Linked DNA regions of Mus musculus: region 2 is linked to region 1. Evidence: chromatin loops called from intact Hi-C (ENCODE). Cell type or tissue: heart. All regions are shown on one strand. Links, peaks and the distances in the headings refer to the core of each region. The heading gives the core; the rest is flanking DNA. Region 1 overlaps Mfhas1 (malignant fibrous histiocytoma amplified sequence 1). Region 2 overlaps Mfhas1 (malignant fibrous histiocytoma amplified sequence 1).

What was found. A loop is a pair of places that touch in the nucleus more often than their neighbours do. Peaks named below come from ENCODE experiments on the same cell type or tissue, not always from the same donor. Only the 100,000 strongest peaks of a DNase experiment are listed, where the experiment ranks them.
Region 2: it touches region 1 in a loop (1.8-fold over the local background); 7 of 42 quality-filtered maps call a loop at or near these places.

Annotation. Positions count from the first base shown.
Region 1 is chr8:35,659,399-35,664,774 of GRCm38, forward strand. It overlaps Mfhas1 (malignant fibrous histiocytoma amplified sequence 1), which reads left to right. Exons shown (of 3, transcript NM_001081279.2): 2 at 5,270-5,376. Among named protein-coding and RNA genes, the nearest start is that of 1700015I17Rik, 57 kb to the right of the region's middle. In heart, for the core only: no CTCF peak of the experiment used is centred there; a DNase peak (open chromatin) is centred at 2,933.
Region 2 is chr8:35,604,518-35,609,893 of GRCm38, forward strand. All of the region lies in intron 1 of Mfhas1 (malignant fibrous histiocytoma amplified sequence 1), which reads left to right. Among named protein-coding and RNA genes, the nearest start is that of Gm16793, 18 kb to the left of the region's middle. In heart, for the core only: no CTCF peak of the experiment used is centred there; no DNase peak of the experiment used is centred there.

The DNA.
Region 1 (5,376 bases), core at 246-5,245:
TGGTGTTCTGTTCTTCGACTGAGGGAAAAGCAGTTGTTAGCAGTCACCTGTCATTCTCCTGGCACAAATCTTGAGCCCAAGTAATGAAGCAATTCTTCACAGGGTTGAGGCCCACAGGAGGCTGCATAGTAGTCTCAGCAGACAGCCAGCTTCATTCAGGAGGCCCCTGACATCTGTGTCCTCCCTGATGACCACCTGTGCACACTTTCTCAGAGGAAGAAGAGAGATCATCCTTTAAAGCCAAATGTGAAACGAGTAAATGATTAAGTCCATGCAGTCCCTAAGGGCCCATTCACTCCGAGTCCACATTGAATGAAGCTTCAAGACAGATATGGAAATGGCAGTCTCATAACCTTCTGGCTCTACAAGGCATCACTCATTGTAGTGGGCCAGAGCAGCATTGCCCCATAGCAAGACACAGGAGGATATTCCCACGTGTCTCCATATTGTAAACAGAGTAATGTTATAATTTTTTGTCAGAAATAAAGACTGACTTCCTTTAGGCAGGTTTGTCTGTCTGCTGCGTGTAGTGTGTGTGTGTGTATACACAAAGATGAAAAGAGGTATTCCAAGTCCCCTGGAGCTGGAGTTACAGGTGTACAGAGCTGCCTGAGGTGGGTGGGTGCTGGGACCCAGACTCTGGTCCTTTGGCAGATTAGGAAGCTCTCTAAACAAACATCTGAGTTATCTCTCCATCCCCATAAGCAGGCTTTGGAAAGCAGAACTATACCAGGCTACATGTAATTGTTTTACATAATCTGCTGCTATACTGCCCTATGTAAATATAACTATTTATAGTGCCCACCCACTCTGGGAATTATCACTTTGGCTTACTTTGCTATGGATGACAGACGTGTAATAGAATCGAACTTTTTTACTTGAATTTTTTTATATTTCTGGTGAGGCAGAGTTTTGCCTGTGATAACTGATGGTCTAACCTGAATTGCATGCTTTCATTGTGCTTGGATGAATTCTTTATATATTTGGAAAATCCAGTTTCTATAGAATCTTATTGCTGCAAGCTTATGAAATGTCAGATAGGGTGTTTAGCATTTTTTGTGTGTTATCTAATTTAATTATCACAGTATCTCTGTCACAGGGCATTCTGATATGGTGTTTAAGTATTGAATTGGGTGGTTCTTGGTTTAAGTTCTGATACCACTGTTTCCTCTTGTGACCATTGGTAAACTTTATATATCCTGCAAGTCTTCCTTTGTGTTATATTTTTATTTTGTGTCTGTCTGTCTGTACCACCTCACTGTCTATATGTGAATGTATGTATATATATATATATATATATATATATATATATACACACATATATGTGTGTGTGTTATGTATGTATGTATGTGTACGCATATGTGTATGTACATATGTTTATGTGTTCATCTCTCTATGTCTGTGTGTGTGTCTGTGTGTATATTTGTGTATCTGTGTCTGTATGTCTCTCTCTCTCTCTCTCTCTCTCTCTCTCTCTCTCTCTCTCTCTCTCTGTGAGTGCATGTGTGTAGAAGTAAGAGGAAGATGCAGGCATCATTCCTCTCTGGGTTCTAGGGTTTGAACTCAGGTCACCAGGGTTGGCAAGCATCTTTACACTCCGAGCCATCTTGCCTGCCCAGTTTCCTCTCCTATGTATTGGAAATAACTGTCCCTGTCTTACATGCTTGTAAGGATTGAGAGAGTGCATATGTGCACCATCATGTACACAGCACACACTCATTTAATATCCATTGAGACAGTGGGTGTTTTCTCTTTTTTCCCTGGGTTAATTTAGGTTGAGAACCACCAGTCTAGCTGGTATAATGGAAAAGACCCATGGGCTACTTTTGAAGTAAAGGGGGATTTATTTAGGCTTAGAATTTTGGAGTCAAACCTAAGGCTAGGCAGCCCATTACTTTAGGCCTTGCACGCCATGGCAGGAGCACATGGGCAAGTAAGTGCTCACTTCTCCAGCCAGGAAGCAGCGTGAGAGACTGACTCAGGGTCCACAGTCTCATGGGCATAGCTCAAGGTCTCAGCTTCGAAGATCAGCAGCACCTACCTACCAGACCTGCCACCCTGGGTATCGAATTCTGACCTCTGAGGGGGCACCCAGCTCTAAAGAAAACCATCTAGCTGACTCTATCAAAGCTGCTGTTTTTATAGAAGTTGGTAACCAAGGCTTAAAAGTATTTGAATTATTTCCAGTTCTGTGCCTTGTGCTCACCAAAGGCTACAGTGTTGCCAACAGTCAAGCAGCTCTGTGTGGTTGGTGCCAGGGACCCATGCATGGGGTAGGGCTCAGAACCTGCAGTCCTTATCTGGGTACTCAGCCAGCCTGGAGCAGATGAAGCTGAGGCATGTCAATCAACTAGGAGAGAATTTCCAGTGGGAAAATAGGGATGCCCAGCTTGTGCTCAGGCTTTGGGTTTTAAATGAAAAAAAAAAAATTACACCTCCCACCCACATATGTAGCAGATGTGCAACTTAGTCTTCATTCAGGTCCTCCAACAACTGGAGCAGGGTCTGTCCCTTTATCTGCTGCCTGCCTGTAGATCCTGTTCCCCCTAACTGGGCCACCTTGGCCTCAGTGAGAGAGGATACAGCTAGTCCTGTAGTGACTGATGTGCCCACCTGAGGGGATTGTACCTGGCCAGGTGGAGGCTCTTCTCAGATGAGAAGGGGAGAAGGGAGTGGGAGGAGGAGCTGCGAGAGGGAGGACTGGGAAGAAAGGCGGCCTAATATTGGAATGTAAAGTGAATAAATTACTTAATTTTATAAAAGAAAAGAAAATATACCAAAGAGGAGCCAGGACCATCTGAAAGCACTCTGTCCTCAAGGCCCTGGTAGTACTGTGAGTCACTGTAGGCTGCTTGGATTTCCCAGACTCGCAACTCTTAGCAACTCTGTTAAAACGCAGACATCTGGCTTAACCAGTGACGCTAGGCTGGATGGCTTCCAGGAGTCAGCCAGCTCTGGCTTGCTCTTACTTGGGTCCATTATGTTCCTTTGACCCCATTTAATGTTTCCATTTGTAGCTGGCCTCTTTCTGCTGTTGTTGCTCATCTCCTAGTAGGTATTGGAGGACACACAGTTCTGACACATAGGTATCCACAAGACCAGCTCATGGCGCTAAACTAACGTTTGCAATAGCTTAATATTGGCAGTAACTTGGTGAGCGGACTAAAATTAGATTCAGTTCTTATTATGCAAAGACGCAGAAAAATGTTCTGCTCGGGGAATGAATGTGCCTCTAAAAGTATAAATACGTCAGTGCCTAAATTCCTTTTAAAATGGTGAAGTTAGGCAGCCCCTCCAGGAAAGATGCATCCTGGTTAGAGAAGCAGTCCCTGCCTTAGGGAGGTGCTGAAGTCTGGCAGCAAAGGGTTCTCCCATGCCTTCTACTAGTTAACCCTTGTTGCTGGGTACATCTCATAACTTCCCTGAGCTGGCTTGTTTTATGTCTGTTTGACATAGTCATTCTGGAACGGAGAACCTCAACTGGGGAAAAAAAATGTCCCCACCAGATTGGTCACTGGACAAGCCTGTGGTACATTTTTTTGATTGGTGATTGATGTAAAGGGCCTAGCTCACTGTAGGACCCAGCACTGTGGGTGATCCTCTGGCCTGGTAATCCTGAGGGTTGTAAAAACTAGGCTGAGCAAGCCAGTAAGCAACATTCGTGTATGGCCTCTGAGTCATCTCCTTCTTCCAGGTCCCTTCCCTGTTTGAGTTCCTGCCCTGAAGTTCCTTAGCAATGGTGTGTAACCTGAGAGTTGTAAGGTGTAATAAAACCTTTTCTCTCTGACTTGTTTATGGTCGTGGTGTTTATCACAGTAATAGAAACCCTAAGTGAGACAGCAGATTCTTCATTTGCAAAATGAGGATGTGCTGCCTGCTCAGTGGGGCATGGTAAGCACTGATGTGGGGTACACTCCAGGATTCTGATTCAGTGCTGGCACATGCCCCATCATTGTGAGCTCAGCTGAAGAAGAGGTGTTCAGAAATACAGAATTTTAAGTGTGTGTGTGTGTGTGTGTGTGTGTGTGTGTGTGTGCGTATGCATATGTATGTGCATGCTTGTGTGTGTGTGCATGCATGTGTGTGCATGTGCATGAATGTGTGTGTGTGCGTGTGTGCATGCGTGTGTGTGTCTGCCTGTGCATGTATGTTTATATGCATTTGTGTGCATATGTGTGTGTGTGTGTGTTGCATGTGCCATGGTGGGTATATGTAAACAGAGGACACCCTTGTGGAGGAGGTTCTAGGGAATTGAATTCAGGTCATCAGGCTTGCTGAAAGTACGTAAAACACAGAAGAGCCACCTTACTGGTCCAAACTACAGGATTTTAAGCAAAAGGACTTTCTCTCATTATATGCCAGCATAGACTCTGGAGCGTCTAGAACTTCAAATGACTACCCAAACTGATGGATTTCAGTAGGGTCTTTCCCCGATTTGGCGTGCTTTCTGTATCCTTGGTTGGAGTTATTTACTCCTAGGTCTGAGCAGGGCTGCCAGACAGAAACAAGGACTATCAAGAGCCAGATCCTGTCAACTGAGTACTCTAAGTAGCTAAGCCTGTGCGGCTGGACCTGAGGACCGAAGGAGGACGGACAGGTTCCCAGATGAGGGACCTACGAGGAGGAAGCTAAGGACTGGAAGTCGCTGCTCCTCCCAAGGAGTCAATGATCTTACGCAGAAAGAGGATGGGTAGGTGTGGCTAGTGTCTGATTTCCTAGGCCCACCTTAGTCATGAGGTAATCCTGTGTGCTTTAGAATCAGCACTTGGGAAATTCTCCTGCTCCAGGATGCTGGGCTGTGGTCCTGCTGTTTACCATGTAAACACCTTGAGCCCGCCACATGGCCGGATTGTTTGCACAGAGCTTTGTTTTGAGCCTGCTAGCTCTGCGGAAATGCCCCATATGCCTAAATTTTCATTACGAGGCCCTGGTTGGTAGCCCTGCCTGGCTGATCTCAGGAATCAGTCTGAAAAGAAAGGTGCACAGGTGAGCAGGGTCGCGATGAGCGCTTCCTTTGTCTGGAGGGTCCACCTTTCCACTACCACCATCACCACATAAGAACCTTCTCTGTGGTGATGCACTGAGCATCCCAGCAACTGAGGCTAGAGCTCTATAGTCCAGCCATGCTGGCTACATGTTGGTCCTCCATCTCATCTGAAGTCTTTCTCACTACATGTCTTACTCCTTTGAAAGTACTGTATTTCTCTGTGTAAATTAGTCCCACTCTTTGGGGCCTATTTCCTAATGAATTTCTCTCTCTTCTTTGCAGGGGAGTTGCTGAGCCAGCCCAGGCCAGAAGGGGTGGCAGAGATCATCTGCCCCAAGAATGGCAGCGAGCGAGTGAATGTGGCTTTGGTTTACCCACCTACACCGACT
Region 2 (5,376 bases), core at 186-5,185, 55 kb before region 1:
ACTCTGGAGGCGCAATTAGTGGGAATGGTGGGGCAGGAGAGAGGCTTGGGAATGCAGAAAGCTCAGCTTTGTGATTTAAAAGGAGGTAATGTTTCTAACTGGCTGCCTTGATGCATGTTGGAATGCTATTGCTTTGAGCGTAATTACTCTTTTCACGGCTTAATTCATCTCTTATTGTGTGATGCGGTATTTAGACATAGCCCTAATTACAAATCTTGCATGTTTATAAATACGCGAAGATTACTGATCAAAACAAGACCTCGGCAGAGAGAATAATGCTTGGTCCGTGTAAGAAATCAATGGAAAATAATTGGTCGTAAGCCATGTTCCACTGATTCAGAACACTGCCTCTGCCTCTCTGCTGGGGGCAGGGTGGTCAGTCTGTCCTCACGTTGCCTTTCAAGTTCCACTCCGTCATATTTTTAGACCTAAGCTTGATACAGAATAGACAGAGCCAGTACCGGATGTCTAGTTTGGAATGGGTCTAACCTAGTGCACTCAAGTGTTTGCCATGGGATTAAATTGAATTAAATTCTGTTCTTGTTGCTCCTGTGTTTCGAAGGCCACTGGAAGCCAACATCATCAGACTCGGCTGCTTCAAATCAGTCTTCACCATATGTTCTTTAGAAATCTTTCTCCTCGCCCTGATCAGTGCACAAATCCCTGCAGATAGTATGGATGGCCAGGGTGGCTCACATTGTCTCTGAACATGCCACGAAAAAATATATATATATTCAATGCAACGCTCTACGTGCATGGCATGGCTGAGGTGACTTTGATTCAAGTATCACTCATGAATTGCATGGGAAGTACTAAAAAAAGAAATGTGATTTTTCCAAAATACTTCAGTGCCAAAATTGGTTCCCCTGTCTGCTGAGAACTTGGCTGTTTTGTGCCCTGGGATACAGCGGGGAGGGAGGGGGGAGCTTTAGAGCCCTCAGTAGCATACATCTGTCCCTTTCCCTGACATGGCTGGTACCCAGATGGCTCCTGAGTGGCATAGCCCTGGTAGTCTCTTTCACTGTCCCTCTCTTGGATGAAGCAGGTGTTCTTTTCAACTTATTTCAAGTCTTAAAGCCTCTGCATTTCCTGAAATACAAACAGACAGGGCTCGGCTTTTCCCTAGTTACTATGTTGCTTCTGTCCTCTCTTCATGGTATACGGGAAAGTAGGCAGGGGTACTGGTTGTCTGTTTGGTCATTTCAGGAATGTGGCTTCTGGCCTTGGCTCTGTTTCAGTGTAGCCAGCCAGCATTTCTAGCAAGAGTCGTCTCCTCTGCAGCCTCTTCTGGAGCTCTGTGGATGAGGCTGAGCTTCTCCGGAACATACTGCAGTCATGCTTAGCCAAATAGGAGGGCTGGCTGCATCTTGGTGATTACTAGAGCTGTTAAAATTCTCTCACCTAGCCAAAACCAACAAACAAAACCAAAAATCCCCAACAACAACAATAACAACATTCCCCCCCCCCCAAAAAAAACCCAAAATGGAACAGGTGACTTGTTTCCAGGACCAGATAAATTGCTGTGTCTCCAGCCTCAGGTGTTCTGCAGGCAGGAAGAAGCTGCAGGGTCCAGATCCTCAAACCACCCATCTTTTTACAGTCCATAAACCTTCTGATTTACAGTGCCATTTGTGATGCCAGCCACGCTTATTCATGGGGGATCTCCATTGAGATCATAACTCACTAAGAACCAGAGAGGGAGAATAAGGAGGTAGAATGGTGTCCATTGTTCTTTGTTAGAAAAGAACTCCATTCTTTAGCCGTGGACAAATATTTGCCTTTGAAGAATCTGGTGGTGTGTCGGTGGCTTTGTTCACAGCCGGGCATGGACACATGCTCTCTCGCCTCTGAGGATGCTGAAGCATGCGCTCCATGGATCATTTTATGCTTGGAGCCTGGCTGTGTGTTAGCTGTGCGTTGAATAGCTCTCTGCTTCATCCCTCCCTCTGGCCATCACCCGTCCTCTGACCCAGATCATTTCTGTAAAGGATCTGGTCTTTGTCTGGAGTCCACATGGTTTCCTATGGAAGTTGACACAGAACAAGTGTCTCCCTTACTGCAGCCAGAGATGAGAGAGAATTGCTGTATAGTTTTCTTGCTTTGTGCAAATGTAGCACCAGGGAAAAGAGCCATTCCTTGTTTCCTTTCTGTTTACCTGAAGTCCAAAGCCACAGGCTGGGACCTTTAGGAAACTACTTGGCATCTGAAAGTCTCAGTTTCATCTGAAACCGAGAGGAAAATTCTCTCTGTTCCAAAGCCTTCACACCCGTGTCGTTATGTCCTTAGAGGTCGTGAGGATTAAATAAATGAATAGGCACCCAGGCTCTAGTACAGTTTCTATTACATGGTAAACACTCAATCAATGTAGGCTATGATTACTGTGATCTTTGTTCACAGATAAGTAACACTGACACTTGAGAGGGCTAAATATCTTGGGCGTACGGCCGTAGCAGAAGCCAGGCTGTCCCCCAGAGCCTACAATCTTTGTGATCAGAAAAACAATAGCTTCCACCTGTCAAAAGTGGGGGATTAACCGAAGGAAGAATGAAATGACGTGAGAAATGCATGCGGTTGTTTCAGTGTAGAGACTGGACTATGACATGGGCTAGGGCTCTGTAATGATAGGCACAGGCAGCTTATGCCCTGTCAGAGGAGAGTAAGGCGGCAGCTGGGGAAGACGAGCAGGCAGTAAACAGCTACAGTGCTCTGCAATCAATTCCAAGGCCTTTGGAGACATGAGAGGCCTGAGGAAAGCATCCATCTGGAGCCAGGTGGGCAGGGCACAAAAAGACATCCAGAAAAATGCCTGCCTGCAGCGTTTCACAGTGCTCTATGGGGAGGATGAGGGTTGCAGACATGCTAGGAGCTGAAGGATTCAGTCACCAACACCCCTGCGATGTGAATGTGGTATGTACCTATTTTATGTATTTGGTTAGAAGAGAACTCTTGGCAGCTCCATCTAATGTTAAAATAAGACCTGGTGATTTTTTCCCCGTGAGTGGAAGTCGGTATTGAACAGTCAGCTGGAACTGCTGGGTTTGCATTTCGTAGACGCTCTGCGAGGAAGATGGATTAGAACTGAGTGAGAATGAAGTCCAGTGGCTACTCGTGCTCATTCAGACGGAATGAATAGAAAAGGCCCCAGAGCGTCCCTGGGGACCAAGGATACAGAGTCCAGGATGCTAAGAGGGCAGACCTGAGCTCTACTGAGTCCTCTGACCCTGGGCACAGTCAGGGCCCTCTCTTCAGGCTTCTCTTTAACTGTCCTTAACTGTCATGTCAAATGCCAGACCCTTTGATTTGAGCGTACAGCTCAGGATCAACTTTGACCACTGTGAGATGAAAACTGGGCCATTTATTTTAAAAAACAGAAAAGCAGAAGTGATCTGATAACATTGGTCTCCACAGGACCGCTGACCTAATTGGTTTATTTAGGGTTATTAGCCTCCCTGCTCTGATGGATGGTGCATACATTCCAGAAGATTTGTGGTCTTAGCTTTGTAAGTGGTCCTATTTCTTACAACTGGCAGGTTCCTATGGAAATAAGAGACTTTATAAATAGTATCTGCTAACTTTTGCCCGATTTAAGATATGGAAAGGATAAATGATGTTGATGGCTGCTCTCTTAGCATCATGAATTATGTATGGAGCAGGCTGCTGCGGTTCTTTATGGCTGCCCAGAGCCAGTCTTTTGTTCTATGTATTTTGAGCCATGGTGCTTGTAAAAGAGGAGGTCAGATCAAGTGCATTGAAGGAATCTGTTTGGGGTAGGGTCATCCGGCTGCTGTCTAAGTCACTGTGTTGTTTTTGTTTTTGTTTGTTTGTTTTCCCATCATCAGATTTGGGGTGACTGGGAGGAGGGGCCATGCGCTGTTCACTGCTGTGGGTTGGGCTAATGATGGACTCCAGAGCTGGCATGCTCCTTGGTCCTCATTCCCTTAGGAACTTCTAACTCTCCCCTGTGCCCTGACCAACCTCTGTATCCTGTATGCAAAACCAGGGCGGATTGTAACTAGTTTCTCACCTAGGAACCGAAACAATGTATCTAGGGTCTTCTGGTGCAGCCATTTTTTCTCTCCATGCTGGGTGAAGTTAGAAAGGATTTTAAGATATGTGAAGTACAGAGCCAGTCTGCTTCTCTTTGCTTTATTCTTGCTCTCAAAGTGATCTGAGTCACCAAAGGCTTAAAAACATCTCCCACACGACAGCGGCGATGACTGTAAATTGAATCCACTTGTGACTTGCGGTGGAGAGGGAGTTTCATTAGTTATTCCCTCTATATAGAGGAAGCTACTACCCAGCCGGCTGTCGCAGGTGTCCTCTGTAATTAATTGGAAGAGCTCAACCCGTGCATCTCATCCTGGGTGTGTCCTCCCATCTTCCATAAAATGGTCTAAATCAAAGATCCAAGTTGTTGAAAGTGACCTCAAATTGAGGGGAGCCCAGAACTTGTGGGCCACCTCTGTTTTAGAAGTACCAGTCTGTCTTCCAGAGGCTGGTTCTGAGGCATTTCTCAAAGCAATACTATACTCATTCAGCAGTCATTTAAAATATCCTGGGGCTCCTTTGAAGTGTTCATTTTGGGTGTTTGGTTCATACTGGGTTTAAACAAATTTTTTTAGAAAGACTAATTAAGTTAATTTCTTGATGAAGTGATGTAGCATTCTGCTCCTATAATATAGGAACTGGGATTGGACGCAGAATTTAAATGGGCAGATTGTAGCTGTCCGGATATTGATTCTGGCCTGTGCTCACTCAGCTAGAGTTTACTGTGGCCTTTCAGCCACCGGCCATTAGCAGGTCCATCTTTGGAACCTTCCCTCAAGGACTTGGGTTCAGGCTAATCAAGACTGGCAAGGCTGTGACACAGTGCAGGAGGTCAATGGACCAAGTGCCAGAAGAGTTCAGAGGAACAAGAATCCTTCTGACTGAGGGGGCCTGAGAAACCAACGTTCTGTTGCTTACTGGGGAGAGCATGTGGGAATAATGATCCCTTTTCTTCTATAGAAACCATCGGGTCCCTGGGTTGTTAACCTGTCATTAACACTGTATGGTCATTGCTATTTTTGAGTCATCATTGCTCATTTAACTGTTGTATTACATTTGAAATCCTGGGATCATTAATAATAAAGGAGTAGAAAAACTGGTGATTGGAAATGATTTTCTAAGGGAAGCCGGGTGAGTGCATGGGTCCTTTAATTTTTATATCATACCAGTAATGCTTATTGTCCTTATCCTAGCAATATTAAAAAACATACTTTCAGGTGTGTGGGATTGTATCCTTAACATGTGCTATCAAAATATAGCAGAATGTTGACATGGAAAAGAATTTACCAGGTCTCTGTGCACTAAGCATGTGATTTTAATGGCCATGGG